7 separate regions of the Homo sapiens genome follow, and all the other regions are linked to region 1. Evidence: chromatin loops called from intact Hi-C (ENCODE). Cell type or tissue: PC-3. All regions are shown on one strand. Region 1 has its middle 110 kb from the start of LINC03005. Region 2 has its middle 66 kb from the start of PRL. Region 3 overlaps LOC105374971 (a long non-coding RNA gene). Region 4 overlaps LOC105374971 (a long non-coding RNA gene). Region 5 has its middle 170 kb from the start of LINC03005. Region 6 has its middle 60 kb from the start of PRL. Region 7 holds the start of LOC105374975 (a long non-coding RNA gene).

Evidence for each region. Hi-C counts contacts between places; a loop is a spot of excess contacts. Peaks named below come from ENCODE experiments on the same cell type or tissue, not always from the same donor. Only the 100,000 strongest peaks of a DNase experiment are listed, where the experiment ranks them.
Region 2: it touches region 1 in a loop (17-fold over the local background); 3 of 110 quality-filtered maps call a loop at or near these places.
Region 3: a loop joins it to region 1, with 4 times the contacts of the local background. A loop is called at or near these places in 4 of 110 quality-filtered maps.
Region 4: a loop joins it to region 1, with 6 times the contacts of the local background. A loop is called at or near these places in 2 of 110 quality-filtered maps.
Region 5: a loop joins it to region 1, with 2.2 times the contacts of the local background. A loop is called at or near these places in 13 of 110 quality-filtered maps.
Region 6: a loop joins it to region 1, with 5 times the contacts of the local background. A loop is called at or near these places in 5 of 110 quality-filtered maps.
Region 7: a loop joins it to region 1, with 4 times the contacts of the local background. A loop is called at or near these places in 5 of 110 quality-filtered maps.

What each region holds. Positions count from the first base shown.
Region 1 is chr6:22,826,356-22,830,355 of GRCh38, reverse strand. No RefSeq gene overlaps it. Among named protein-coding and RNA genes, the nearest start is that of LINC03005, 110 kb to the right of the region's middle. In PC-3, CTCF peaks have their summits at 1,511 and 1,710 (motif pointing right); DNase peaks (open chromatin) are centred at 1,755, 2,085 and 3,175; H3K4me3 peaks cover 952 bases; H3K27ac peaks cover 2,969 bases.
Region 2 is chr6:22,361,251-22,365,250 of GRCh38, reverse strand. It overlaps a transcript of LOC105374971 not described here. Among named protein-coding and RNA genes, the nearest start is that of PRL, 66 kb to the right of the region's middle. In PC-3, no CTCF peak of the experiment used is centred here; DNase peaks (open chromatin) are centred at 730, 1,770 and 2,690; H3K4me3 peaks cover 1,124 bases; H3K27ac peaks cover 3,600 bases.
Region 3 is chr6:22,469,676-22,473,675 of GRCh38, reverse strand. The region is part of intron 4 of LOC105374971 (a long non-coding RNA gene); the gene reads right to left. Among named protein-coding and RNA genes, the nearest start is that of HDGFL1, 98 kb to the left of the region's middle. In PC-3, a CTCF peak has its summit at 2,382; a DNase peak (open chromatin) is centred at 2,455; H3K4me3 peaks cover 263 bases; H3K27ac peaks cover 459 bases.
Region 4 is chr6:22,442,238-22,446,237 of GRCh38, reverse strand. The region is part of intron 4 of LOC105374971 (a long non-coding RNA gene); the gene reads right to left. Among named protein-coding and RNA genes, the nearest start is that of HDGFL1, 130 kb to the left of the region's middle. RefSeq lists enhancers at 2,640-3,140, 3,141-3,641, 3,425-4,000. In PC-3, no CTCF peak of the experiment used is centred here; a DNase peak (open chromatin) is centred at 1,697; H3K27ac peaks cover 814 bases.
Region 5 is chr6:22,885,026-22,889,025 of GRCh38, reverse strand. No RefSeq gene overlaps it. Among named protein-coding and RNA genes, the nearest start is that of LINC03005, 170 kb to the right of the region's middle. In PC-3, no CTCF peak of the experiment used is centred here; no DNase peak of the experiment used is centred here; H3K27ac peaks cover 2,245 bases.
Region 6 is chr6:22,234,869-22,238,868 of GRCh38, reverse strand. No RefSeq gene overlaps it. Among named protein-coding and RNA genes, the nearest start is that of PRL, 60 kb to the left of the region's middle. In PC-3, no CTCF peak of the experiment used is centred here; a DNase peak (open chromatin) is centred at 1,928; H3K4me3 peaks cover 529 bases; H3K27ac peaks cover 2,561 bases.
Region 7 is chr6:23,412,625-23,416,624 of GRCh38, reverse strand. The region is part of intron 4 of LOC105374976 (a long non-coding RNA gene); the gene reads left to right. LOC105374975 (a long non-coding RNA gene) reads right to left here and starts at 550. Exons shown (of 3, transcript XR_001744048.2): 1 at 463-550. RefSeq lists an enhancer at 2,151-2,380. In PC-3, a CTCF peak has its summit at 2,252 (motif pointing right); a DNase peak (open chromatin) is centred at 2,334; H3K27ac peaks cover 948 bases.

The DNA of each region.
Region 1 (4,000 bases):
CTCTCTCTCTGTCACACACACACACACACACACACACACACACACACACACACACATATATATCTCCTATTGGCTGTTTCTCTGGAGAACCCTAACAAATACAGACATTTTAATACCAAGAGTGATTCTAGAGGAAGAGAATTTCAGGAATCATTTTCGGAATTGGTTCTAGCGTTTCCAGAATTGGCTGTCTAATATGTTTACATTTAAAGATGCTCATGTCTCTATTTTCAGTAGTAAGGAGAGAATTGATAGTCCATAGCATGAATTGGTAACAGAGATACACAAAATATCTGCTTTGGATCTTCTTAATCACTCACTTAAAAGAATCAAGGAACTCAGTAACTTTATGTATGATGCTACTGAACATTTTTTGAAAACTAGTGAATATAATGAGATGGTCTGGTTGTTCCTAATGTCACTGGACAAAGAAGTGGTGAAAGAAAAGGATGAGCTCATGGATTTGAATTTCCTTAAAACTTATTTAAGTTTTCCAATGGTATTTCATACAAACAGTTTTTATTTTAAAATGTGCTAAAATTGAGAAAATCTGCATATCATGAAGTCTAACACTCATGTGAAGGTTGAAGAAAATTTATACTTTATCAGGGAGTCAATACGCCACCCAACAGCCTTTTTCTACCCACAATGCAAGATTAATGTTCCTAGGAGTTATAGAGAAAACTAAACCCATGGAGGGGTAGCTTTGTTATTGGTGCTATTACGTTGGACCACAATAAAACTGTGTTGGATTTGAGTCTTGACTGATAAATTTAATCACAGATTTATCTCTGTGTTTTACTTTCAACAAATATTTGTGGACACCCTTTTCCAAGGTAAAAACCAGAAACAAATAAAAACAACAACAACAACAAAAAACTTTACCGGACATTATAAGGGTTAAAAGGAGTATATGACATAATTCCTGTAGAGATGACATATATCTAAGTTATTGCTTGAGATACAAATATGGCAATGAAAGGAGGCTATAGGAAGTTTCATATACTTAGTACATGCTAATCTCAGGCATTTCAGAGTTTGATGATGTAGGATTTGGCTTTGAATCAAGGGTAATATTTGTATAGGTAAGTAGGTAGGTGGGTAGGTATTAGAACATGGTGAGTGCTTCAAGTAGGCAGTCATGAGTAAAGCATGGAGGAAAAACTGAAAAGTCAGCTAACAATAGTGTTTGAGTTTAGCTAGAATACAGATTTCATTTAGGAACTTAATAAAGATAAAGAGGAAATTATAGTTTGGGGCCAATTGAGTAAAAGACTTTTAATTCTAACTTAAAGTTTTCCAAATTAATTCTTTTAACAATGGAAGAACATTTCGTAGTTTTCAAATAGAAAAACGTCGTTGTGGTATTCTATGAAGGTCTGGGAAGAGAAAGAAAAAAGTGATTAGTCTTTACTGAGTGTTACTGACTCAGGTGATCTTTTGGTAATAGATTAGAAATGTTAGTTCCTAGTGCAGTTACTCGTCATTAATAAGAGTTTAAGGTAACTATCGCAAACAGAAACCTTCCCTCAAGATTGACATAGCCTGTGTTATTCTTACTGACTTATCTCATGGGGCTGAGTTGATAGATCTCGAAATGCTTTTTAAAAAGCAGACTGGGTGGCCAGGGCCAATTCCCAACTGATCCAGATAGAACTTGGCATAAAATCCTCTAGGGAATGTCTGGGTCCCACCAGCTCTGCCACCTGACCACTAGTGGGCAGACACAGCCCTCGGTTCTCAGGAAAATTTTATATCACAGAGGGGAATCAGGGTCAGCGATTTCAGGGGCAGTCCCTTTCACTGCTTAATCCAACCTGGCTGACTTAATGATATAAATATAGATTTACTGCCTCTGCCCCCTGAGCACGGAGCCACCACCTTCACTCTAAAGGTAACTCCACCTGGTAATTAACTGTGAAATATTGAGTGGCCAGTGTCTGACCTGAGCGTTTGTGCCAAGCAAAAGTTTCACTTGTTTTGTTTTTTTTTTTCTCTCTTTCACTGCCAGTTTGTGTGTACGTGTATTTTTAAGTATTAACTCTCATGGAAGCACATGCCTATTTAAAATTCCCAGACGATGAGTCAGACCCGTTCAGTGAGGTTCCTGGAGAGTCACATGATGTGATTTGATGAAACTTCACCTTATGAAGGGTTGGAGGAAAAAATAAAAAAAAACACTTTCAGACTTATATACATATACACATATACATACACATACATATATATTATTGTGGATATATACTTGTATATAATGTCATATAATTTTGCATACATACACACACCCACACAGTAGAGAAACAGACAGACACACATATACATGCAGTTAAAAAAAATCCCTTTGCTTTGTTTCTCTGTTTCCCTCAATAGATATTTAAAAATCTGGTGAGCCAACAGCTCATGCCTCTTTGAAACAAGAAGACAGCAGAAGCCCTGTAGCTACATGTGCTGCATATGAGTTTTAGTTATGTAGCTACCCTCTGAAATCACAATAGTGAAACTGGAAATTTGGATTCCAAAGTGATAAAGAGCATTGCTGAGACTTAGGATATCTGAGTCGTTTCACTTGCTGCTCTGATATGCTATAGGCTTATTTAGGCCTTTAAAAAATTCTGTATTATAATTTATACTTTTCTTCAAATCAGTTTGATGTTTCATGGTATAACTAACATATCTTTCTACGTTGAACAGTAAAGTAGGCTAACTCCTGTGAATAAATCCAAATTATAGTAATTTCTGAAGCTCTTCAATTAATTTTTCTGTATGTCTTCTCTAAGTGTAAACTCACTCTAGGAGTGATATTTGCAGTGTGAAAGCCTCATTTGCTAATGAACCCTAGCTATAAGCAGGATTGAGTCACTTCTTATGAAAAATATATGAGTTATAGAATAGTAAGTGTTCTAGAATGAGCCTGCCTCAAGAGAAGTATGGATGGAGAGCAAGAAAGCTAATAGTTGCTTATAAAGGGAAAGTTCCCTTCAAAAGATTGAGGACAGACACAGGATTTTGGGAGTGTCTTGTTGTTTTAAAACATCATAGAGGAAGTAATTGCTGCATCGATTCATTCACTTAATAAACATTTATTGAGAGCCCACTGTGTGCCAGAAACTGCTAGATGCTGGAGATTCAAGAACCCACAAGTCCTTCTAGTTTGATGGATGGGAGTTTCATAAGCAAATAGTTATAATTCGGGAATGTGGAAAGTACTGTGAAAACACAGGTGCAGCAATGACTAACTTTGCCTAACAGAATTTGATAAAACTTCACAGAGGAGGTGATATTTGATCCAGATCTTTACAGATAAGTAGGAAATGACTTGTTGAAAAATTACTAAAGCAGAGGAAAAAATTATGAATGTTGGGAATGTAGGGTTGAAGGAGGAAGGCCCATTAAAGATGTAATTTAATATTAGCCAGAACTGGTCCATAAGAGGGAGCTTTGAATGTGCAATTCATTTGCACTTTTATTCTGGGTGAATCCAGAAGCTAAACATATTTCAGCAGTGGGTTTAGAACCAGGAAATGGAAAGCGACTAGTAATCTAGGCTCTCTCTCATAATATTCATCCTCAGTCTCTGTCCCTGTTTCTGTCTCTCTCTTTCTTTCTTCCTCCTTCTCCTTAACTTGCTCAGGCTCTCTCATCTTTAGGTCTGAATAATTTTTCTCTGAAGAATGACACCATTTTGTACTAAGATATGACAATTTTCATCATCTCTGGTAATAGTCTAAACTTACTGGGGTTGCTATATCTATATGCCAAAATTCCTAGAGGGAGAATCTTATTTGCCCAGCTGATCCAATGCACTGTGGTCAGGAGTGGAGTCACATGGTACGGATACAAGTCCTGGAAACAAACCTCCATCAAAAGGGAAGGACATTCTCATATAGGTAGGCCGTGGGTCTAACACTGCTCCAAAAGTTATCTACAACTTATAATAATTCTATATTGAATGCTCCTAAAAGGATTGTGGGAGTGTAACATGACACTGTTACCTTTTGCA
Region 2 (4,000 bases), 470 kb after region 1:
ATCTTCTAACTTCCAGTTCTCTTACCCACTTGCCCTCATTTGGAACACAATTTTCACTTTTAGAAAGATGTTTCCTTAGAGTTTGGAAAATTAATTTGATTAAGAGTGAGAGTCTGTAATCCCAGCACTTTGGGAGGCCAAGGCGGGTGGATCACGATGTCAGGAGTTCAAAAACAGCCTGGCCAAAATGGTGACACCCTGTCTCTACTATAAATACAAAAAATTATTACCTGGTGGCGGGTACCTGTAATCCTAGCTACTCGGGAGGCTGAGGCAGAGAATTGCTTGAACCCGGGAGGTGGAGGTTGCAGTGAGCCGAGATCATGCCACTGCACTCCAGCCTGGGTGACAGAGTGAGACTCCGTCTCAAAAAGAAAAAAAAGAGTGAGAGTCAGTGCGAACGTGTGTGTGTGTGTGTGTGTGTGTGCGCGTGTGTGTGTGTGTTAGGGCCAGTGCAGTTAAAAATACTATCACATTCAAGAATTCCAATGTAAGCAGTCTTATAAACCTTAAAAATGTCATTTAAATCACATATTTAATAGGAAGCTTTAAGAAAGAGACAGAGACTCATTGTGAGCTTTTTTCATGTGCCTGTCTCTGGCTCACCTTCCAGCTGCTTTGCAGGGGGATCAAGGTGGGTGAGCAACTCGCTCCAAGCCCTGAGGTGCTGTATCCCAGCTGCCAATATCTTCATAGGGTCACTGAGCAGGCATATAACTCATTCCATTTGTAACCATGAGAAATAGAGTCCCCCAGGGAAAATATGCACTTCCCGTATGTTCTGCCCTGTGCACTGGTCTAGGTGAATCACTATCCAGGAGGGAAAGGGGAAGGGATGTGTCTTGACACATTATTTCCTCACAGATATCAGAGCATCATTTCAAGGATAGTATACTGCCTTAAACAGACCACCTATCTGATCCAGCCATGGAGATGGGATGCTTTTAGGAGCTTTCCAGTAAATGCCTCTAAATTCTATTGCTAAGGCTTCCACAAAACTATCAAAAAAAGAAATGCTTTGATGTGTGTCCCCTCTAAGCACTGTGCCACAATTCATAACCTCCACACCCAGCCCCTTCCATCCTTTTCTCAGTCCCTTTTCTGTCCTCCCCTCCGCCCACCGTGGAGCTCGGCCATGCTGTATGCCTTCCTGCTCACATGAACTGCAGTTGCTGGAAAAATGAAGCCAAAAGAAACAGCCAATAAAAACAGAAACAGCTGTAACAATTTTGCACAGCATGGTCTTGATTTCCTTGAGTTTTTTACTTTTGCCTCTTTTTTTTTCCTCCTCTTTTTCTTCTCCCTTCAGCTCCCTTTTCCATACAACACCTTCTGTGTTGGGGCTTGGAATGGAGCAAGAAATACTTCCCTCTTCTGCAAACGCTTTGTGATTCAGAAACAATGTTGGAGTCCATTTTGAATCACTAGTTCCAAAACAAGCAGAACCCCAGAGAGGCATGGAGTGCAGGGAGGAGGAGGAACAGAAACAAGGGAAATGAGTTGAGAATCTTGCCACCAAAGACAGGTGCAAAGATTTACAAAAATAAGAATAACAGACCCAGCTCTCAAATTTGCTCCTTCTCAGGCTGCTATTGCCAGTGGCTGTGCCTGTTGTGAGTTGAGCTCACAGAAGCGGTTCTTTTTATTTCATGGAATGTTTGCACTCACCTCCCTAAATGGACCCTGTTCTGAAGCCTCTATTGAACTGTTGTTTACAGTAGCCTCACTTTACATCTATCTCCTCTTCCCCAAAAACCAAGGCATGACAAGGTAGCTTGTAAATGCAAAAGGCTACTGGAGGAGCAATGTTAGTAGTTTCAGAGAAGAAAAGGAGAAAGAATGACTCAAAGCACTGAACAAATATAAAAGGAAACACTAACAGCAGATTGCAATCAGTACTGTCTTTCCTGTCTGAACAGGCTCATGAACCTGGGGATGTTTACCTTCTTCAGAATCCATAAAGAATCCAGGATCCACTCACCAGGCCCCATCTTTAGCAGGTGCTGAATCCAGTTCTATCTAAAATGCTTGCAGTCAGGGGAAATGATCTCCAATGGTGATTAAAGCCTCCTTTGAATTTTTATTTTTTAACGTATTGGGTGTTGTGCATTGTTTTGTTTCTCTCCAGCTGTTTCCTCTCTTTACCCATTTTCTGGGACATGGTTCCCCAGTCTGAGGCTGAGCTGGATCTGGGCTACGCATCATGAAGACCTGGTAGAAATAAAAGCTCTTTCATGGTGGCAAAACCCTGTTTTTCAGATGGTGTGAAACAGATCTGTATTTTATTATTAATAACAGCACATGCGTGACACCACGTCTTCAAAGGGCTGTGAAAACATTAATTCTTTTGTGATGAAAAAAAAGCAGCAGCAGCAGCGTCTTTTTAAAGTGAATCTCCCAGTCTTCTGGAGAGAGGCTAGAAAACATAGTCTTAGCTAGAGATGAATGAATCAAACCCCGGAGGTCTGAGATCTGGGTCTGATTGAGGAGCGCTTTGAAAAAAAAAAAAAAAAAAATCAGGAGTTTTATCTGAGCTAGAGCATGTTCCAAATTCTACACCCTTTCAAACTCACATGGAAGTCTTTCGAAGACAAGCTGTGGTCTTTGTTCCAGGAATAAAACAAACAATAAAAGACAGGAAAGTAGAGCAGAATAAACGTGGCTTTTCTACATTGTTGAAATTTGATCTGAGGTCTCTAGAAGAGAGAATCATTCTCCCTAGTTGGCAAACCTGCCCTTCAACTTCTTTTAATAAGTGATTTCTTTGTCAAAGTCACAATCTTCTATTAAAAGGAGACAATTAATATCCTATTTTGCAGAACCTGGAAATGGAATCCAAAGGCCCAATTTGCCACTGGACTTCCCAAATTAGCCCTTCAGCTTTTCTTTGTTTTCCTTACATTTGAAAGGTTGTTGCTTTGTTTTGGAATTTTTTTTGTCCAATTAAAAAACATATAGGATTTTGTGCTTATACAAAAATATATGTAATGTGTATGTAAGTTATACAGTATAATTTGCAAAGTGAAACCTCTAACTTCTGCCTTGCTTAAGAATTAAAATATTAAAATATTACCAACAACCTGCCAGTAACTGTGTGTTCTTCTCTAGTTCACCCCCTGCCTCCCTGATAAGGGTTGTCATGATCATATATTCCCACAGTGGATTGATAGCATTAATAGCCCTAATTATTGGCCTCCCAAATGTCCTTTGCTCTATACCATTATGGGGACCCCTCCCCCTGATTCCAGGCTTGATAGGGTGACTTGATTTTGCCAGTGGGCTGTAAGCAAATCAGATGCAAGTAGAGCTTTGGAAAGCACACGCATGTTCTTGTGTGCCCCCTGGCAGAATCAGCCTTATTTGTTCTTTCCCTCTGGGCCCTGACCTGAGAACTTGGCCAGGTTAGACAGCTGGATGGTGACAGATACGTGGAGCAGAGTTGTGTCACCCTAAATCATGGCCATCCTTAATCAGCCAACAGCCAAGCCATAAGCATGTGTCAGCCAAGATTAGCAGAACCACCCAGCCAGCCTGTAGCTTCACGGAAGCTACAGAGAGCCCAGCCAAGATCAGCCAAGCACTGGCAAGATCAGACAGACACAGCTGACTTGGAAGCCAGATCGATAATATAATACACGTTACTTTCTGTAAGCTCCTGAGTTTTGGGGTGGTGGTTTGCAGTATTATTTTAATAATAGATTATTTATACAATTCCCTTCCTCTTTAAAAAAAAATCACAATGTTTGCAGCCCTGAAAAAATATGTTGCTTTGTTTTGCCATTCCATCTCTCTTTTTTTAGTTTTAAAAAATTGTATCACAAGATATACTTTCTTTTGTGACTTGTTTTCTTCACTTACCATTATGTTTCTTTCATCTACCATTATTTTTCTTTCATCTATGTAGTTGCATGTAGTTATAGTAACTGGCTTTTATTATTACATAATCTTTTTGTGAATATAAATTATTTTCTCCAGTCTTCTGTTAATGGACATTTGGCTT
Region 3 (4,000 bases), 360 kb after region 1:
CTGCTGAAACCTATAAAGAAAGTCATTCTGGAATGATCAATCCACTTTTCATTCTTTGTCTCTGCCTTCTTCAACCTTTTTCTAACTGAAAGCCACTCTCCTCTGCTCAGCTCATTGCAACACACTCTCTATTGTATAGAATTCTGTTTTGTAGAATGAGGTGTTGCCCAATTTTTTTTTTTTTTTAATTTGAGACGGAGTCTCGCTCTGTCGCCCAGGCTGGAGTGCAGTGGCGCAATCTCGGCTCACTGCAAGCTCCGCCTCTGGGCTTCATGCCATTCTCCTGCCTCAGCCTCCCGAGTAGCTGGGACTACAGGCGCCCGCCACCACGCCTGGCTAATTTTTTGTATTTTTAGTAGAGACGGGGTTTCACCGTGTTAGCCAGGATTGTCTGGATCTCCTGACCTCATGATGCGCCCGCCTCAGCCTCCCAAAGTGCTGGGATTACAGGCGTGAGCCACCGCGCCTGGCCAATGTTGCCCAATCTTAGAATCACAACTACAAGCCAAATAGATTGTTCACCAATGAGAACACATGGACACAGGGAGGGGAACATAACACTCCGGGGCCTGTAGGGGGGTTGGGGGTAGGGGAGGGACAGCATTAGGAGAAATACCTAATGTAGATGACAGGTTGATGGGTGCAGCAAACCACCATGGCATGTGTATACCTACGAAACAAAACTGCACGTTCTGCACATGTACCCGAAAACTTAAAATATAATGAAAAAATAGATTGTTCAAGTAAATGTGCTGTAATTTTGTCTTTTGACTGAAGGAAAAACCTGACATATATCCTGACGATGTTGACAAAAGCCATAGGTCATGAGGGGCAAAATGACATAATTGTTGCTTATTTAAATTAGCTCATTTTTTAACTTTAACTTTTATTTTAAGTTCAGGGGCACATGTTCAGGTTTGTTATATAGATAAGCTTGTGCCATGGGGGTTTGTTGTACAGATTATTTTGTCACCCAGGTATTAAGCCTAGTAACCATTTGTTGTTTTTCCTGATCTTCTCCCTCCTCCCATCTTCCACCCTCTAGTAAGCCCCAGTGTGTGTTTTTCCCCTCTATGTGTCCATATGTTCTCATCATTTAGCTCCCACTTATAAGTGAGAACGTGCAGTGTTTTGTTTTTGGCTCCTGCATTAGTTTGCTAAGAATAATGGCTACCAGCTCCATCCATGTTCCTGGAAAGGATATGATCTCATTTTTTTTACGGCTGCATAGTATTCTATGGTGTATATGTACCACAAACTTAAGACATAGAGTAAAAGGAAGACAAGCCAACTTGAGGACTCAGGTCTTTGGGAACTAATTGTCGGTTTGCGTGGCACTGTCTCCGTTTACTTCAGTAGAGGATTTCTATGAAATATCATGAGCTTGGTTACCTCTTTTAGCATTTGGAAAATAATAAAGATGTATTATCACATTCTTTCATCCCCCTTTTAGTGGCCCAGAGCAAGATATCATGGAATTAAGGAATTCTATAAACTCATCTTCACAGTCTCTTTAGTGCAAAATAACATTGCCAGGACAAATGAGGATGCAAACAAGGAAGATTTAAAAGTGACAACACCTTTTGGTCAGAGAAGCCAGCATCTTAACAACCCAAGGCAGACAACAAGTGTTTAATGAAAGTTACAGAAATAGATGCAGGAAACAGACAGAGAGGGTGAGGAAGCAGCGCGGCGGAAAGTGGGATTTAGGACACAATGGGGAAGCCCTGGTGGAAGTTTCCAGCACATACACACCTGCTTAGGAGTCTGGGAGGCACTGGCGTGTGTCAGAGACAGGGGGAAGAAGCACATAAATAAGTGAAAATGAGAGCAGATTGGAAAAAGGCAGAGAGAGACTTTAACTCTACTACCCACTCAATTTGCCACAATTTCAGGAGTTCATGGTAATATCTAATACATAGAAATGTCAAAACGAAAGTAGAGATAGAAATAGAAATATGAAAAAAAGAAATAATATAAATTTTAAAAAATGAAACTGAAGATCCTATTTATTTTATTTTACTTTCTGGTGGCCAGAATTAAAACCAGGTGCAAAAATAACCAGTAGATTCTAGATCATGTTGGCATATTTTACACTCAGTGTATCATGTCGCCCCTATAATGTGAAAAACAGTTCAGGCAACAGGACACTGGAAAGGGGATCTAGAAGGTCATGAATCTCTATTTCTAAAGAACACTGCCCCAGGCAGCTTTACACCTCGCTCTGTGTTTTCTCCTCTTACAGTGAACTTAGCTGACCCTTGTCCTATCATGGAATATATATCTTTACTCGAATTATTTTAGAAAGTTTACAATAAGTTGAAATAATAACAATGATAGCCATGGAGGCTGCCAGGGCACCTAGTCAAAAACTACAATCATCTGGAGCTAGGAGGAGCCAAAGGGTGTGTTTGTTTTGGCTCAGGATCCAGCTGCAGGCTGCCTGAGTTTGCCAGCTACATTTCTGTCAACAGAGAGAAACTATTATAACAAAATCCATGTTGATCAGGAAGTGTGACCACAGTGAGGGACGCTGAGGAAGTGCTGTTTTTATAATGCATTCTGAAAATGTGTCCTGAGCCTGTTAGTGGCAATAGGAAAATTCCCCCTCTATCAATGCATTCACCTGCAAACCCCACAGGGGCAGAGACCGGGAAGATCTGCCTGTACAATAGGTTCTGCTGCGGGCTAAACTGATTATCCTCAGAGCTCTTTTAGAGTCTGGGTGTGGTTATCACTCCTTTTTTCCTACCTTCTTAGTTCTCTCTCTTATGTTTTAAGTCCTTTATTGCTGACTTACATTTCCCCTTTTCAATTCTCTCATTGGACTGTCCCTTGGTTTGAGGCTAGATGTGCAAAAATCCTTGTGTGTGAATATACTGATAAAGCTAAAGGAAGCGGGTCTCTCCCTGAGCCCTGTCAACCTTCCTCCTGCTTCTGGGACATTCCTTGACATCAGATTTTCCAGGCCCCTGGCCACCACAAATGCATGACCGCCTCACCTCCCACTTCCACTGCCACCCATGCCACTCTGGCCTGGGGAAGTCCCAGGGCAGGACCAAAAAGACGAGGTTGCCCTTGCTCTGGAGTTCATCCTGACATCAAAAGTCACGTCCACACAGGGTCAGCCTTGCTTTGACAACGTATACCCAGCACCATTTCAAATACTTTTCATGGGTTCTACTATCATCCTTCAACAACCCTGTGCTGTTGGTTATGTGATCTCTTTTACAGATGCAGAAACTGAAGCTCACAGTCTCTATACGACTTGCTCACATTTACATGGCCAATATTTGGCAGAGGTGGGATTTTGGTCTTTGAATCACATTCTGGCAGTGTAGGCATGTCTGTTCTTTAAAGCAGAGCTTCTCATACTTCATGATGCTCAGGAATCACCTAAGGACCTTGTTAAAATGCAGACTCTAATTCAATAGGCCTAAGTGAGGCCCCAGAATTTACATTTGTAACATGCTTCTAAGCAGTGGCCGTGTAGGCCTAGAGCCACACTTTGGATACCAAAGCTTTCAAGAAGCTTTACAAATTAAGCCCTAAGATGAGTAACCTGTGGGTGAGAAATGCTTATTAATTATTTGGGAAACTTTAGTATAAGTATATAGATGCAAAGACTACCGTGGGTTCTTTGGGAAAGTTTGTCACTCGCAGAAGTTTCACTGCGTGAGGCCACAGAAGGATGATATTTCTTTCTGGTTGTCTTGATACCAAAACTTGGTTCTGAGACAAAGACTGGAGCAGGGACCTAATAGTAGTTGTCTTACCAAAAAAAAACCCATCCTCATTAGCAGCCAATCCCTATTGCCTCCCTCCCCACAGCCTCTGCCAACCATTTATCTACTTTCTGTCTCTAGATTTGTCTATTCTGAACATTTCATACTAATGGAATCATACAATATGTATCCTTTTGTGCCTGGCTTCTTTTACTTTGCATAATGTATTCAAGGTTCATTCATGTTGTAGCATGTATCAGTACTTCATTCCTTTT
Region 4 (4,000 bases), 380 kb after region 1:
AGCTATGTGACCTTGGCAAGATCCTTAACCTCTCTGTCCAGCTTTCTCATCTGGAAAACAGGAAGAAGAATCACATGCTTCCTGTGGCTGTTGAGAGAATGGTATGAGCCAACACATGCAAAACGCTCACATGAATGCTCTATGCATAGCAAAGCCACTGCATGCATGTTAGTCCACAGACGAGCTTCCACTTTATGATAGAAAAATAAAGTTCTATGCCATGACTCCTGCCTGGGGGAACCACACCAAAGTGAACAGATGGAAAACAAAGTATGATTTTGGCATATTGTTTGGCTGAATGACAATAGGTAGTGAAGACAGTTAAGTAGAAAAGTCATTGCAGTAATCAAGGAACACTTCTTGTAGGAAAGGAATGAAATTTTCATCAAAATAGGAATAAATGCTTCCTTGGTTCTCTTTGGGTTATTCACAGTCCCTCTTATATTGTATACTTATTAGAGTATGACAGGAAAATGCTGGATTCAGAAATAATTATGCTTGTCATACAAATTTTTTAAAAAGAGCAAGAGACAATCCAATGGTTATCAACTGTCTGATGAAAGTGTTTCCTAGGTAGCTATTTATTTTAGAATAAGAATGACAGTAACTATTAAAAAATATTTCCTGCTTTTTAATAACTGCACCTTAAGATAACACTGGTGTTCTGTCTCATCAACTGAGGCCCTATTCAACCTGCTGAATCCGACTTCAGTCACTCATTCATCAAATGTGGTTTTTTGACATTTTTTCCCCTACCACCTCCCAAGCACCGAGTACTGAAGTGTTAGGAATTTAGAAATAAATAAGACACATTCCTTGTCCTCAAAGTGTACCTTAAACCAGAATATTTTAATTAATATTTTGATTTTTCTAATAATATATTCTTATATATTTACTTTCCCAAATTGGAAAATTCAAAACGTTACACAAAAGATTAATGAAACAGTGATAAACCTGCCACACAGAGAAAACCACTCTGGTATACATGTCTCTGATCTTTCTCATAGGACAAATAAATAAATGCAAATGCAATATAATCATGATAATACCATTAATTGGCCTTGTTCATGGATATAATAAAACTTTTCTCAAGCCAGTAAAATTTCTTTGAAGGAATCATCTTAAATGTTGTATGCTGTTCTCTCATAGGCATAGTCTATGAAACAATCGCTTCAACATTACCGAAAGATGAAGATGAATCTTTGACTAACTACTAAAGACACTGTAAATTGATGTATATCCCACAGAGATGGTGTGCGGGATAAAGGGAATCACTCCTCGGAGAAGCAGGCCACCTTTATATATTCAATTGCCATGACCTACATAGCATGGGCTGTGTTAAAATAAAGCAACCCTCAAAGTCAGCCAGGAACTCTCACATATCCCATGGCCTCCTTCCCCTATATTCTCCTTCTGCTACCTTTTCCCTGAGAGCTGGAGGGCTTTACTGCTTAGGCAGTTTTCCCATCTTCTAGGACTCATGGCAGAGAGAAGGCCATGTGAGTAGCTAGAAAAAAAAATCCCAATTAAACCTAATGTTCTCTTAATAAACTCACAACTGTCTTTAATATAAACTAGTTAAAGATGTAAGTAATACTCAAACAATGGTGATTTTGCTGGTTATGTATGCCACGCTTACTTGTATAACTCAGAGCGTGTCCATTTGTTTGTTTTTAGAGTCACTTCCTTCCAAGGATGTGGAATTAAGTGGTTATACAGAATCAGCTGTCAAACTTGGCACTGCAGTCATGTTTCCATGCTTAAGAAGGCAGATACCTTTCTAAAAGAGTAGGACTATGAGAAACCTTCTTTATAACTAACAAAAGTAACATGGGTTTATATGCAATAATGTTTCGAACCAGCATAGTTTTATGCACCTGTCATTAAAAAGCAAATGGTTGTGCTCTCCCCATATGGCATTTTCATTTCTAGAACATAGTCATGTGGTCATCTCAATTTCTTCACAGGTAAACAAAAGAAATCATTGGAACAAACTATGTATTTTCTCATATTTATGGGGAAAAGCGGAAGTTTTTTCCCCTGAAACGTCCAGTGTTCAACACTAGGTATATCACATTTCATGGAATATAAAGTCTCTTGAAAAGTTACTAATATCCAAACATCTGTTTTACAATTTTTTTTTTTTTTTGAGATGGAGTCTCACCATGTTGCTCAGGCTGGAGTGCAGTGGTGCAATCTTGGCTCACTGCAACCTCCGCCTCCCAGGTTCAAGCGACTCTCCTGTCTCAACCTCCCAAGTAGCTGGGACTACAGATGCCCACCACCACACCTGGCTAATTTTTGTATTTTTAGTAGAGACGGGGTTTCACCATATTGGCCAGACTGGCCTCAAACTTCTGACCTTGTAATCTGCCCTCTTGGGCCTCCCAAAGTGCTGGAAGCCACTGCATCCCGGTGTTTTACAATTTTCCCATTGGCTTCCATTAGACATACAAATACGTATAACTGAAGAAAATTATGAAGAAATCACAAAGCTACAAAGAAGAATTTAGGCCAGGCATGGTGGCTTACGCCTGTAATCCCAGCACTTTGGGAGGCCAAGGTGGGAAGATCACTTGAGCCCAGGAGTTTGAGACCCACCTGAGCAACATGGCAAGACCCCATCTCTACAAAAAATACAAAAATTAGCTAGGCGTGGTGGTGTGTGCTACTAGTAGCTGGGACTACAAGCACATGCCACCACGCCCACCTAACTGGGAGGTGGGAGAATCGCTTAAGCCTGGGAAGTGGAGGTTGTAGTGAGTTGAGATCACACAACCACACTCCAGCCCAGGCAACAGAGCAAGATCCTGTCCCAAAGAAAAAAACCCAAAAAACAAAAAACAAACAAAAAAAATTAGAACTTAGCCTTGTATCAGTTTTCTATTGCCACAACAATGCTGCATAACAAATCACCCCAAAACTCAATGGTTTAAAACAATAAGCACTTTGCTGACAAGCCTCCAGGTCAGCGATTTTGGTGGGCTCAGACAGGGTTGGCCAGACAGTTCTGGTCTTAGCTGGGTTCACTAGCATGTCTGTAGTTCACCCCTCTGCTGGTAATGAGGATGGCATCAGTCAGGACAACTGAGATGATCTGACTTTCCCCCACGTGGCTTGCCTTCCAGCAGGCTAGCCTGGGCATGTTCTCCTGACAATTTCAGAGGAGCAAGAGGCCAGCAGAAATACACAGGGTGTTTTCCAGCTCTGCTTGTGCTGTGTCTGCTAAGTAAGTCTCATTAGCCAAAGCAAGTTGCAAGCCCAGCTCAGATTCAAGGATAGGGAAATAGCCTCCACCCTTGTAGTGAGAACTGCCAAGTCACATAGCCCAAAGCATGGCCACAGGGAGGGGTGAAGAATTGGAGTCATTAATACAACTAATCTACCCCAATCTTATATTCTTAAATGACAATAAAAATAATGACAATCAAAAATAACCAAGGTATATCAGATTTTTGAGAGGAAATTGGGTTCAATATTCTAAAGCACTTGTGGGAGGAAAAAGATTTCTTTCCTCACCTATTTGTAGGCTCACAGCTGAGGCAGCTATAACAAAAGACAGGTTAGCAAGAGAAGAACATACAAATTTATTTAATATAAGTTTTATGTGACACAGGGGCCTTCAAAAGGAAAGTAGCCCTCACCCTGCCAGCCAAAAAAAAAAAAAAAGCAGGAAAATCTATGTATTTTTATGCTAGGTTTGATAAAGTGGACAGTCATGGAAAAGCATGACTGGACAAATATGGGGGTCTATTGGTAATAACTGGGGGTACCTAGCAAGGCCTGTTTGAAGAAGACAGACACGGATTCTGCCTTCAATCACAGAAGACAGAATCTATGAATGTCTTCCTCAAAGAAGACACAGATTCTTCTCTGTGTCCCTGAATCTTCAGAGATACGTGTGTTCCTTTCCTCCAGGTATAGGGAGGGCACCTCTGCAATGAGGGCCTTGTGACCTGCTTCAGGGGAGAAGGCCAAGGGGAAGACAATGGAGACCTTC
Region 5 (4,000 bases), 59 kb before region 1:
ATTAAGAGGAATTTAATCAGAATTGAAACTTGCTAATAGCTGTATGTGAGTGGATATCCTTAAGATGTACTGATACCATAAGATTACAATGAGTTTGTGATTATTTGGCCATTCTCTGCCTTGCTTGTTTGGGAAATTCCAGTTTTAACATAGACATAAACCTAAAGCTTTAAAGACAGACAAGCAAACACCACCGCAAATAAACAGAACAAAACCCTGTGGCATCTCTTAGATATTGTCCTCAACCTTCCAAAGTCAAATCACACAGAGAAACTGAGGTAACAGAAACATTGTTACACATGAGGCAGCCGAAACCCAGAGGACCTGACAGACTTAACTGTCAGAGTCAGGTGTGAAACAGCTCTGCTGATTCTTAGTCACAGCTCTTTCCACAAATATATTGTTTTAATTATGAAATTCCTAGAGCACAAGACTGATCTAGCTGGAGAAATCTTAAAGGAGGCTGTTAATCTTTGCCTCCCCACATTGCAAAGTAGAAGGGTAAATACATGTCCAACGAGATCATTAATCACTCTCATTTATTTCTTTTCTTTTTCTTCTTTTTTTTTTAAATAGAATTATATGAGTAGCAGGAAGAGTAGGTCAAGTGAGGTAACAGGTCTAATTAGGAAGCAGGGTATTGGCAGGGCACATCCCAGGACTGTAGTGGAAATTCCCTAACATTGTAATTTAGTCAGGCAAAGATATCTGGCTGAAACTTATGTAATTTGCGGTATCCAGCTTTTGTTTGCTAACCTGAAAGGACAACAGTGACATAATGTTATTTTCCTCACCTAAGTATCACTTGACTTTTTAAAGCTCCTGTAGACTGGTTAGCTCAGTCTCAAGGGACAAGGAGAGGCAATCCCCTTGATTTATTTTAATTAACCTGGTTCCCTTACCTATTTATAAGTTTACCTATTTATGAAGATATGTGTATATACATATACATATACACTCACATATATTTTTATATTTCTATCTACATTCCATTAAAGGAGAGAAATGTAAACTTATAAAGCAGCATGATAAGTTTCATTTATAATTAATATTTTAACATACTTTTCTTTAATACCTGGACATCTCTTCAAATGATGTCCTTCTAAATTTAAATCAGTGGACCTAATTGTTAATCTGGCAAGGGCATAATAGGTATTCCATTTTTCCTGTGTTTTTGCAATTTGGAGACACATTAGTTTTATTAGTGTATACATTGTGATCATCTTTTTCTCTGGCTCCCATTCCATATGACTCAATCTTCTGATGGTCCTCAAAGAAATTAAGTCAACCAATTACCAAGAGATATGGCAAGAAGTTGCAAACGGGGCTTCTTCACTTTGGCTTTTTACAAGAAGCCATTTGAGGCAGTGGGAAAAGTTAAGTCTGGAATCAGATATAAGATAAAAGACTAATGCTAGCCATAATAATAGTTATAAGGCACTGAAGTCCTTTACATGTAATCCTTATGGCAATTAGATGAGTTAGAATGCATTATGATCTCCATTTCATTAATAATAAAACTGAATCCATCGACGCGAAGTCCCACATTTAGGAAGTGGTGGAGCTGGTATTCAAACCTAAGTCAGCCTGATCCACTTTGATCTTTTAACCACTAAGCTGGCCTGGATTTGCATTCCAGTGTTCTCATTTCAATGGTACCACTTTCACAAATTAGTCATTTCTTTCAGCCTCTGCTTCCTCATTTATCTGAAGGGATGTAATGCTAACTATTCTAAATGGTTGTTTTAAAGATAAAATAAGATAATGCTTGTGGAACCACCAACACAGAGTATGTGTTTGATTTATTTCCTCTTCTTCACAACTCCATCAAAATAGAGAGATTGGTATACAAGACAATTAGCATGTAATACGGTGGTTCTCATTGTTAACTATATGTTAGAAACCCCTGAGGGACTTTTCAAAGGTACTAATGGCTATTTGCAAAAGGAAATGAATGGGATTCCTAGCGTGCTGGTGATATACTATTAATCTGAGTGGTGATTACACAGGTGTGTTCACTTTGTGACAATTCCTTAAACTGCACATGTAAGATGGCTGCATTCTTCTGTATGCATATTCTACTTCAGTTAAAGTGTGTATTATTAATTCAAATGCTAATTCCCATGTTTCACCCCTCAGATATTCTGAATCAATAGCTCTGTGTAGGAGTGCAAACATTCGTTTTGTGTAAACGCTTCTCGGGTGATGTTAATATGCAGTCAGCCTTGGGAACTACTGTTAAAAGTAGAACCAACCCTTAGCAAATAAAAGAATCGAGGAAGGCATGCTTTACAACAAAATATGACATATTTGCCAAATTCAAAATCTAAGTAGGTGTACTATAATTAGACGTGGAGATTGTGAAAGAGTATCATTGTTTCATGTAAAGATTATCCCAAAATACGAATTAAATATCCGCTAAAGATCTATGTGGTTGCTAAAAAAGCAGTGTATTTTTTATACCTTTCTTTTATGACCATTTCTATTAACGTCTATTTTACTAAGCCATCCTACATGTTTTGAACATCTTTATTCAACAAAAGCAATGTAGTTTGAAAAGATTTTTAAAAATGTGAGTTGAGGCTGGGCGCGGTGGCTCACGCCTGTAATCCGAGCACTTTGGGAGGCTGAGACAGGAGGATCATGAGGTCAGGAGATCGAGACCATACTGGCTAACATGGTGAAACCCTGTCTCTACTAAAAATACAAAAAAAAAAAATTAGCTGGGTGTGGTGGCAGGCGCCTGTAGTCCCAGCTACTCGGGAGGCTGAGGCAGGAGAATGGCGTGAACCAGGGAGGCGGAGCTTGCAGTGAGCCGAGATCACGCCACTGCACTCCAGCCTGGGCGACAGAGCGAGACTCCGTCTCAAAAAAAAAAAAAAAAAAAGAACGTGAGTTGAAATGTCTACTCCATCAAAGTACCCTCATTTGCAAGTTTAGTCAAACATTCTTCAGTATCTAATAATAAATAACAAGTAAGATGACCATGTCTGCATTATTTTTTCCCCAACAAAAATAGTCATCTTAATTATCCCTTATTATTGGACATTGTTGTTTTGGACCACACTACTAACATTTGCATCTGTCTTTTCTTACTGAAGCACATACTATACACACACACACACACACACACACACACACACACTCTCTCTCTCTCTCTCTCTCTCTAATACACATACTATCTTAGAAAAATGCTCTATAAAAACATAAACAGATTAATATAAGTTAAGATTAATTTGAAAATATGCTGTATACTTAATTTTTGTAAGCCTTTATCAGTGTCTTTATAATGAAATTTTTAAGCAATATACTTATTTTGCTGGGATTTTTTTCAAAACTGGTAAAAAGAACTGTTGAGATAAAATTTTAGGTATTTATTATGTTCATATAAGGAAACTCTGACTTGCTTTCATAGGCATAGATGTCACTCTCCTTTTCACTTAATTGATTTTCTATCTCCTAATAATTTTTTGTTTATCTAGTATCTGATTAATAACCAAAAACATCTGCACGTCTTCCTAATAGGAGGAATATGCGTAGCACAGATTGAGCTAGCAATGTTTGATGATTATGAGTATATATTTAGTTATCAGAGAGGTAAACCTGATCATTGCTATATTTTTTCAAAAGCATAAATTTCAGGTTTGAATATGCTCACAGAATACACATGCATATAAATTACATTAGTCAATGGGAGAAAGTTGGAAAAGGAATAAGGAAAGAAATCTTTAGTCTTATACTCAATTGGTGAACCTACCAACTCCATCACGTCTCAAGTCAGGTGGGCTTTGGAGGCCGATAGATTTATTATGCTTACAAAGCTGCAGGGAAAACTTTGGATAAGAAAACCTAAAAAGGTAAAAAGCAGCTGAAAGTATTGAAATATAAAGATTATTCAGTATTAAACCATCCGTAGTATTAAAGGTGGGAAGTACAAACAAATCTCACTGAAGCTAGCATACTAATGTGAGATTTATGCTGTTGATAACCATTTGCAATT
Region 6 (4,000 bases), 590 kb after region 1:
ACGAAGCCCAGTAACATGTTCTCTGTTACCTAGCCCCTTCCCCAGCTGACCTGCCGACCACAGTGATATTGTAAGTTATTATTCTCTATAGAAAGGGTTCTTTGTTTGGGTCTTTTAAAACTGCAAACCAGTCATTCTGGAAAAAAAGGCAAGCAGCTTGAATTTGTACCCATAAGTTTGTTTGCATGCCCATTACTCGTGTCCCTTTTCTTTAAACTGAACTTGTCAAACTGTTTTTGCAAGTATTCAAAATGTTGCCACCCATTTAGTCCTCTCTAGAATATAAATTCTAAACGGTTTTGTAAAGAACTGGAAAGTGCTAGTTTTGCTAACATTTGGAGAATTTGAAATTAAAATGGAAAGATGTTAAATGATCAAAAAGGCAAGAGAAATATCACCAGAGCCAAAACTTGCCCTGACTCACCAGCTCCATGGTTGCATTCTCAATGTCTGGTATCTTGTATCTTAAGAAAACGCAAATTTGACTTATTCTTGCAAAATGCGAACAAAGTCAACTTTAAATCTAATAAAATAAAACATCTCCGGCGAATTCTGAAGTAGAAGATTTAAAATAGGAAAACGAAAAGTCTAAAAGAAGCAAAAAATTATTTTTATGTCGTCTACTCTGTGCCAGAACCCTGCCAGGTATTTTAACCTAGTGCCTTTTTCTCATTGTGACCCAACAAAGTAGGTTTTATTCTCATTTCATAAATGAGGCATCTGAGTTCTTCATATCTGAGGTCATATATCTTGCCCAAGGTCACACAAGAAGTAAATAGAAAACCTAGAATCAGAACTAAGCTCTAACTCCAAAACCCATTCCTTTTTCATTTTATTAAACTGTTGCCTTGAATTTTAAAATACATGAAATAGTCACTAAACTACATTTTCATTGACTAATAACTATTATGGGAGAATTATTGTAGAGTAATTCATAAAGCAGTAGAACTTGCCAAGTAAACACATTTTTAATGATGATGACCAAAGCATACTCATACAGTCATTTAAACAGGTGAGGTGATCATTATATTGCTCCCCTGTTTAAACAAGGTTTTCATTCATTTAAGAAATATAACATGGCATGATGCATGTTTGGAAGAGATAAGACATGCCTCTGAGCCACCATCTGAGAGGGTGAAGGCAGAGACCCATGATGTGAGAGGAAAGACAGTGATGCAAAATGTATTTTATCTCAAAGAAGCATATGCCTTGAGGTCTTTTCATTGAAAGTGTTAAAGTCCAAGGGAAGAAAATAAAACTACAGAGCCTTTTTCTTATTTTCCTCATCAATATGAAATGATTTATCTTACTTGCCTTATGTTTTACGCCATAAATAGAAAATCTTGATAAAATAACTGTGCGAACAATTCCAAATAACTATTTCAGATAAGTTAGGAAAATATTATCTATTGAATCACTCTGATGCCATTAATATTGAAATGAGTAACATCACACAGCCCATCTGAATCACTTATCATTTAAGTAAAATACACTGACACAGGATTTTGCATTTTTCCTCTGTAAGAAAGAAGCATCAGTGGAAAGCAGTAGAGGAACATAAACAAAACAGACGGTGTTAAGAAAATAGGTGGCCCCAGAATCTGTGTGAGAAATCTCAGACTCACACTCTTGGCACCGTTCCCCCTTGTGCCTCTTTGGAAGCTCTAGCTCCTCCAGATCTTGGCTGTTCTTTTTCCAAAAGACACCACTCATCTGACTTGATGTGAAAACCCACCCTCGGGTCATTATCACCAGGTAATGGCAAATGCAGAGAAAACCCTATGTTTCCAAATCCTGGATTCTCTCAGTCCCTTGGAATGTGCCACTTTTCAGGAAGTGTTCAGGTCCCTTATGTCAGTACGCTCCTCACCAGGACTCTCAGCCCTACCCCATGCAAGTTTGCTGCACCTCTCTGAATCTGAAAGCAGGTTAGCACAGCCTGATCTTTCCCAAGTATGGAGAATCAAACCACAGCCTCTATTTCAGTGAGTCATCACTCCTCTTCTTGTCTATTCCATGTCTAGGAAGATTTGTTTGCTCTTGTTACTCACCAGTCTTGTACCACCAGACAGCTTGGCTGCCTCTCAGTTATTTCATCTGTTCAACTAGCGTTTGGTCATTCCCCTCATCGTGATGTGCAGCAGATGGCTTGGGTTGTCCTCCTTCCTGCCCAGCAGAATTGTGTTACAATAAGCATGACTTCTGTGCCTGTCAGCTAGCAGTGCTCCAAGCCACCACTTGCAAACTCCCTTCATGCAATTTAATGAGGATGTTTCTTAAGTAGTTATCTCAGTCCGTTTTCTGTTGCTTATAACAGAATACTTGAAACTAGGTAATTTATAAAGAAAGGGAATTTATTTCTTAAATTATGGAGGCTGAGAAGTCCAAGGTTAAGGGACTACATTTGATGAGGGCCTTCTTGCTGGTGGGGACTCTCTGCAGATTCCCAAGTTGATTCAGGGCATCACATGATGAGGAGGCTGAGTGTGCTAGGTCAGATTTCTCTTCCTCTCTTACAAAGCCACCAGTCCCATTCCCATGATAACCCACTAATCCATTAGCTTATTAATCTATGAATGGATTAATCCTGCCCTCATGACCCAATCATCTCTTAAGGACTCCACTTCTCAATACTGCCACATTGGGGATTAAATTCCAACATGAGTTTTGGAGGGGACATTTAAACCATAGCAGTTGTGCTGCAACAACTGACTATGAAACTCAGGAGTGTAGTCTCTGGCATATAACAGTCTGAGACAGTTACACTGCCATCTTCCTCTTGACTTAACTCCGGTCTGAAATTCAACTTGGCATGCCCCATATGCTGATATCCCATAAAACATGCTATATTCTTTTATGTGGTTTTCTACTCTATGCCAAGCAAATGCCATGCTATTCATACAAATTTAATTTAAAACAATGCATATTAGTCCATTTTCATGCTGCTGATAAAGACATATCTGATACTGGGCAATTTACAAAAGAAAGAGGTTTATTGGACTTACAGTTACGTGCCTTGGGAGACCTCACAATCATGGTGGAAGTTGAAAGGCACATCTCACATGGTGGCAGACAAGAGAAGAGAATGAGAGCCAAGCAAAACGGGTTTCACCATATCAAACCATCAGATCTCATGAGACTTATTCACTATGAGGAGAACAGTATGGGGGAACTGCCTCCATGATTCAATTTTCTCCCACCAGGTCCCTCTCACAACACATGGGAATTATGGTAGTAAAATTCAAGATGATATTTGGGTGGGGACACAGAGCCAAACCATATCACTATGCAAAATCATTTATTCTTTCAAATATGCTTTTAATATCATACATCAACTTAGAGCAAGAAAACCTACCATATAGCTAGAATAATTATTGGGAAAAAATATTGAAAGACATTGTTTTATTCTACCAATCTAAACTTGTGTTTCTCACCACTGGGAGTATATTAGAATCCCCTATGGGACTTAAAAAAATTATAGATGCCTTAACTCCAGATTGCTTATGTCCCCTCCCAAAAGATCAAGCTGCCTTTCAAGCTTTTTCCATGTAGCAATATTGTAGCAATATTGTGAGGTTAATTCTGAGGCTTTTATAGAAATGTGGCTAACTAATGAATACCTTGAGTATCTCCATTGTACAGTAAAAAATATTACTGTAGCCATGAAATGTGTTCATATTCCAATCAGAGTTTGCCCTTTCCACTGGGGCCGAGTCTAAGAATTCCAGCTGGTAAATGGATAAGTAGAATAAACATCCATGTAAATAATAAGGAGATTGCAATTAGGATCTGCTTTTAACTTAAACCTTTCTGTGATCATCTATCTGATTAAACCATTCATCTTTTTTAAAAAAATAAGAGTGTTGTTCTCTTACAAGTTATTGCCTGAGTTATCCTGGATGCTCAGGTTGCAAGAATAGATACATTCAGGTTATCTCAAATGTTAAATAAATATTGTAAGGCCTATGAGAAAGGAAAGAAACTCCAAAACTAACTCTGC
Region 7 (4,000 bases), 590 kb before region 1:
CTAAATACACTTATTAATTTATTTTTTTAAACATTTATTACCTGTACTGTGTGCCATACAGTATACAAAATTGTTTTTAATAATTGGTTCTTTCTTCAGTGAGTAAGCAAACTAGGAGAGGAAAATAATGCAACAAATATATAGACCAATGCAATAAAAATTGTCATAGGAGTAGTGCAGAAAAGAACATATATTAGACAGGAATCCCATTAGCCTCTCCCTTGAATCCTAGACTTGCATATCCAACTGCTAATGTGACCTCCTTTTGATTTCTAACAGACATCTCACACTTAACATACAGAAAACTGAGCACCTTATACTTCCCAAACCTCCTCTTTCTCTATTCGTTTTCAATTCAGTAAATATCAACTTTACCCAGGACAAGAAAAATGACGTCATCTTGAAGTTCTCTCTTTTTCTCTTATGCCACACCCCATCTTCAGCACGTCCTGTGGGCTTTACCTTCTCCATTGCTGCAATTTTATTCCCAGTCTCCATCATCTTTCTCTTGAATGATTGCAGTAGTCTCCTAACTGGTCTCCCAATTCCACCAGAGATCCCCTTTATGCATCTTCAGTAAGGCAGTCAGAGTGAAACCATTGTTACCACAGCATTGTCATGTCACTACTCAACTCAGAACCTTCTAGAAGCTTCCCGTTTCCCTCTAAATAAAACCAAGCCATAATCTGTGAGGTTCTACAAAATTTAGTTGCCTCTTTCTTCTGTAAACTCAAATCCCCATAGCCTTCTTCCTGAGCATTCTAATCCAGACTCACTCGCTTCTCTCTGTTCCTCAAACACTAGAGATGTGCTCCTGACTCTGGGGCCTCTGCTTGTAATTCTCTTCTCCCAAACATCTGCCTGGCTTTCTCCTTCAGATTTGTGTTTACCTGTCATCTTTTCGGATGCCCTGCCTTAGCTATCTTCTCTGTATTAGTTAGGTTAACCTAGCTTCTGTAACACCTAGACCTAAACATACATCCTGGCTCAAATACAGAAGATGTTTATTTCTCAGTCACACAATGGTCCATGGCAGAGGCTGCTGATGTGAAGAATCCTTGGTTGGTGGGGAGCTTTCCTCCATGTGGTGATTCAGTTTCTATTCTATCTTGAGGTCAACCATTCCTTAGGCCAGGGACCAGCAAAAACCTGCCTGCTGGCCAAATCTGGCCCACAGACGTTTTTCTGATATTGTATAGCCCCCAGCAATTTTTTTTTTTTTTTTGCATTATTTAAGGGTTTGGGGGCGGGAGAAAAATATGCAAATGTGTATAGTTTAAAAAACTGAAAATATTTTATATCTGGCCCTTTACAGAAAAAAAAAAATTTCCGTTCCCTGGTCAAGAGTCAAGGCCTTAGATTACAGCCAGATTAAATGTGATCATGTAAACGCCTTAACAGCTCATACCTTCTTCATCCTTTAAAAAAGAAACAAACAACAACAACAAAAAACCTAGTCTGTGAAACATACAAAAGGAGGTGGAGGGCTAGATTTGGCCTGAAGCCATAGTTTGCCATCTCCTGTTCAGGGCTGTTTACTTACTTTAGAAATAAAGTCCTCTTTTCTTTTTTCTTTTTCTTTTCTTTTTTTCCCCCTTCCTTTCTTCCCTCGCTCCCTCCCTCCCTCCCTCCCTCTCTCCCTCTCTCTCTCTTTCTTTCATTCTTTTTTTTTTTTTCAGGTCTTGCTCTGTTGCCCAGGCTTGGAGTGCAGTGGTACCGTCTCAGCTCACTGCAACCTCCGTCTCCTGGGTTCAAGTGATTCTATTTCCTCAGCCTCCCAAGTAGCTGGGACTACAGGCGTGTGCCACCACTCTCAGCTAATTTTTGTATTTTTTGGTAGAGATGGGGTTTCACCATGTTGGCCAGCTGGCCTCAAACTTGGCCTCAAGTGATCCTCCAGCCTCTCAAAGTGCTGGGATTACAGGCATGAGCCACTGCACCTGGCCAATAAAGTCATTTTCTAGCTTCAATCCCAACAGACACAGTGGAATTTTAATTTTTTTTGATGATTGGTAAATGTGAAAACTATCAGCTTAATATCCTCACCTTATGTTAAAAGAGAGGGGTTGTTCGTTAAGGGGAAAAGGAGAAAATGCATTTATTCCCTCTCCAGTGTCCTTCTGTTGCTCTGATTGGTATGGTATCCAGCAGTAGGCTGGTGGCCAGTGGGAACAAAAAATTACAGACTGGAAGGTCCTAGGGAGGCCTTGGTGATGATTTTTACTTGAGCTAAATTTTTACTTTACTGGCCTGCAGGGGTAGCTACAGGGAAAATAATTTTTTGTACAAGTCAGGGCAATGAACTCTAGTTAAAAAGGGGACTTTCCCCTGTATGTCCTGATAAAGCTTAAGGCATAAAGCCCCTGTCAGTTTAAATATATCTCTGTTTCCTGTGGTCTCTGTCTGCATGCCAGCAACATTCACTGTGAATTGTAACATTTCCTTACATGTATGACCGGGATGATAAAAATAACTACCTCGTGCTAATAGAATTTATTTACTTTGTGTGAATTTCAGGCATACTAGCACATTGTGAAGATATAAAATTGTAACAAGCTGAACCAGTGACTACTATTGTTTGGAAACAGGAGAAATACAATTTTCCTAGTGTTGGGGAAATAAATATTTGGGTGGAAAAAAAGGACATGGAAACCACACTTGCCAAAATAAAAAAAGTAATGGGTGAAAGTTCCCCTTGTTCTCATGTGAATTGAGTTGATGTCAGGTGATGTTTAACTTAATAATGAGGATGCTGGTAAAGAATTGGCCACCACATAGCATTTAGGTTAGTTCACACCAGTCCTTGTCTCCATTTCACTGTATTTTGCAAGATGTAGACTGTTGAAATATCTGGATTTATAATGCTGTGAAACCAGTGCAGGCAACATGTTTTCAGTTCAATTAAACATGTATTTGCTGAGGGCCTGCTATGTGCCAGCCATGTTGCTGGTGGATGTGGATATCATAATTATTATGTGACTACCCCTGCAACTAAGAACCTATAATCCGTTGGAGAGGGTAGCAGCCAAAAAGACCATCATGATGCAATGTGGTCATCACTGCAAACAAAGCTGTCATCACAGAAGAAGTTACCTAGGCTGGAAACCAGCAGGTCTGAGTCCAAGCTCCCAGTTTGCTCTGGTGACATTAGACAAGGTTTTATGGGCCATCGCTGCTGTGTCTTCATCTTTAATAGTGGGGAATAATACCTGCCTCACAGACATGAGAAGGTAGATAAATACAAGATAGATAGATGAATAAATAGATTGGGGGGGGGGGGGGATAGGTCACCTATTGATAACATTTGGCATCCAGAGTGCTCAATAAAGAAGTTTCTTCTTTCCTTTACCTAATTTTAAAGCTGGATTAACCTAACACACCTGAACATATCAAAGAGATGATCAAAAGTAGTAATATTTTTATAGACAATGTAGTTTTTTCTTTTAAAACACCACTCCATACATTTTACAGATACTTCATAAATTTCAAAACAGTGTCATTTTTGGCATGACATACATTTACCAGCTTGGCTTTCCTCACAGATAGCATTTTAATAAACAGCATGACTCCCCTGTTTGTTTGTGAATTAAAGGCAGCTTGCCATATTAGATTCCTATATTATCAGTCATAGTCTCATTAGATGTAATAAAAAACACATTTGCTTTTAGTGTTTCATAGGTAATGTATTTCCTTTGTTCATTTATTAATCATAATTGGAGTGTTTCTCTTTTTTCTGTCTATGCCTTTGACTATCATTTTTGAAATACTTAGGATGATAAGTATTTGCACAGATTTGACATCTGCAAAATATTTTGCAATCAGTCATTGGCTATTCATAGTACAGTAATTAGCATATGTGAGAAAATATATGGTTTATACATCCACTTGTTAAAATTATCACTAATATGTACCTTTTCTTTCTTTGTAATGTCAAAAGGTCCTTGTAATGTATATCTTATTATAAATGTTTTAACTTATATTACAGGTGTGTCTTATTATA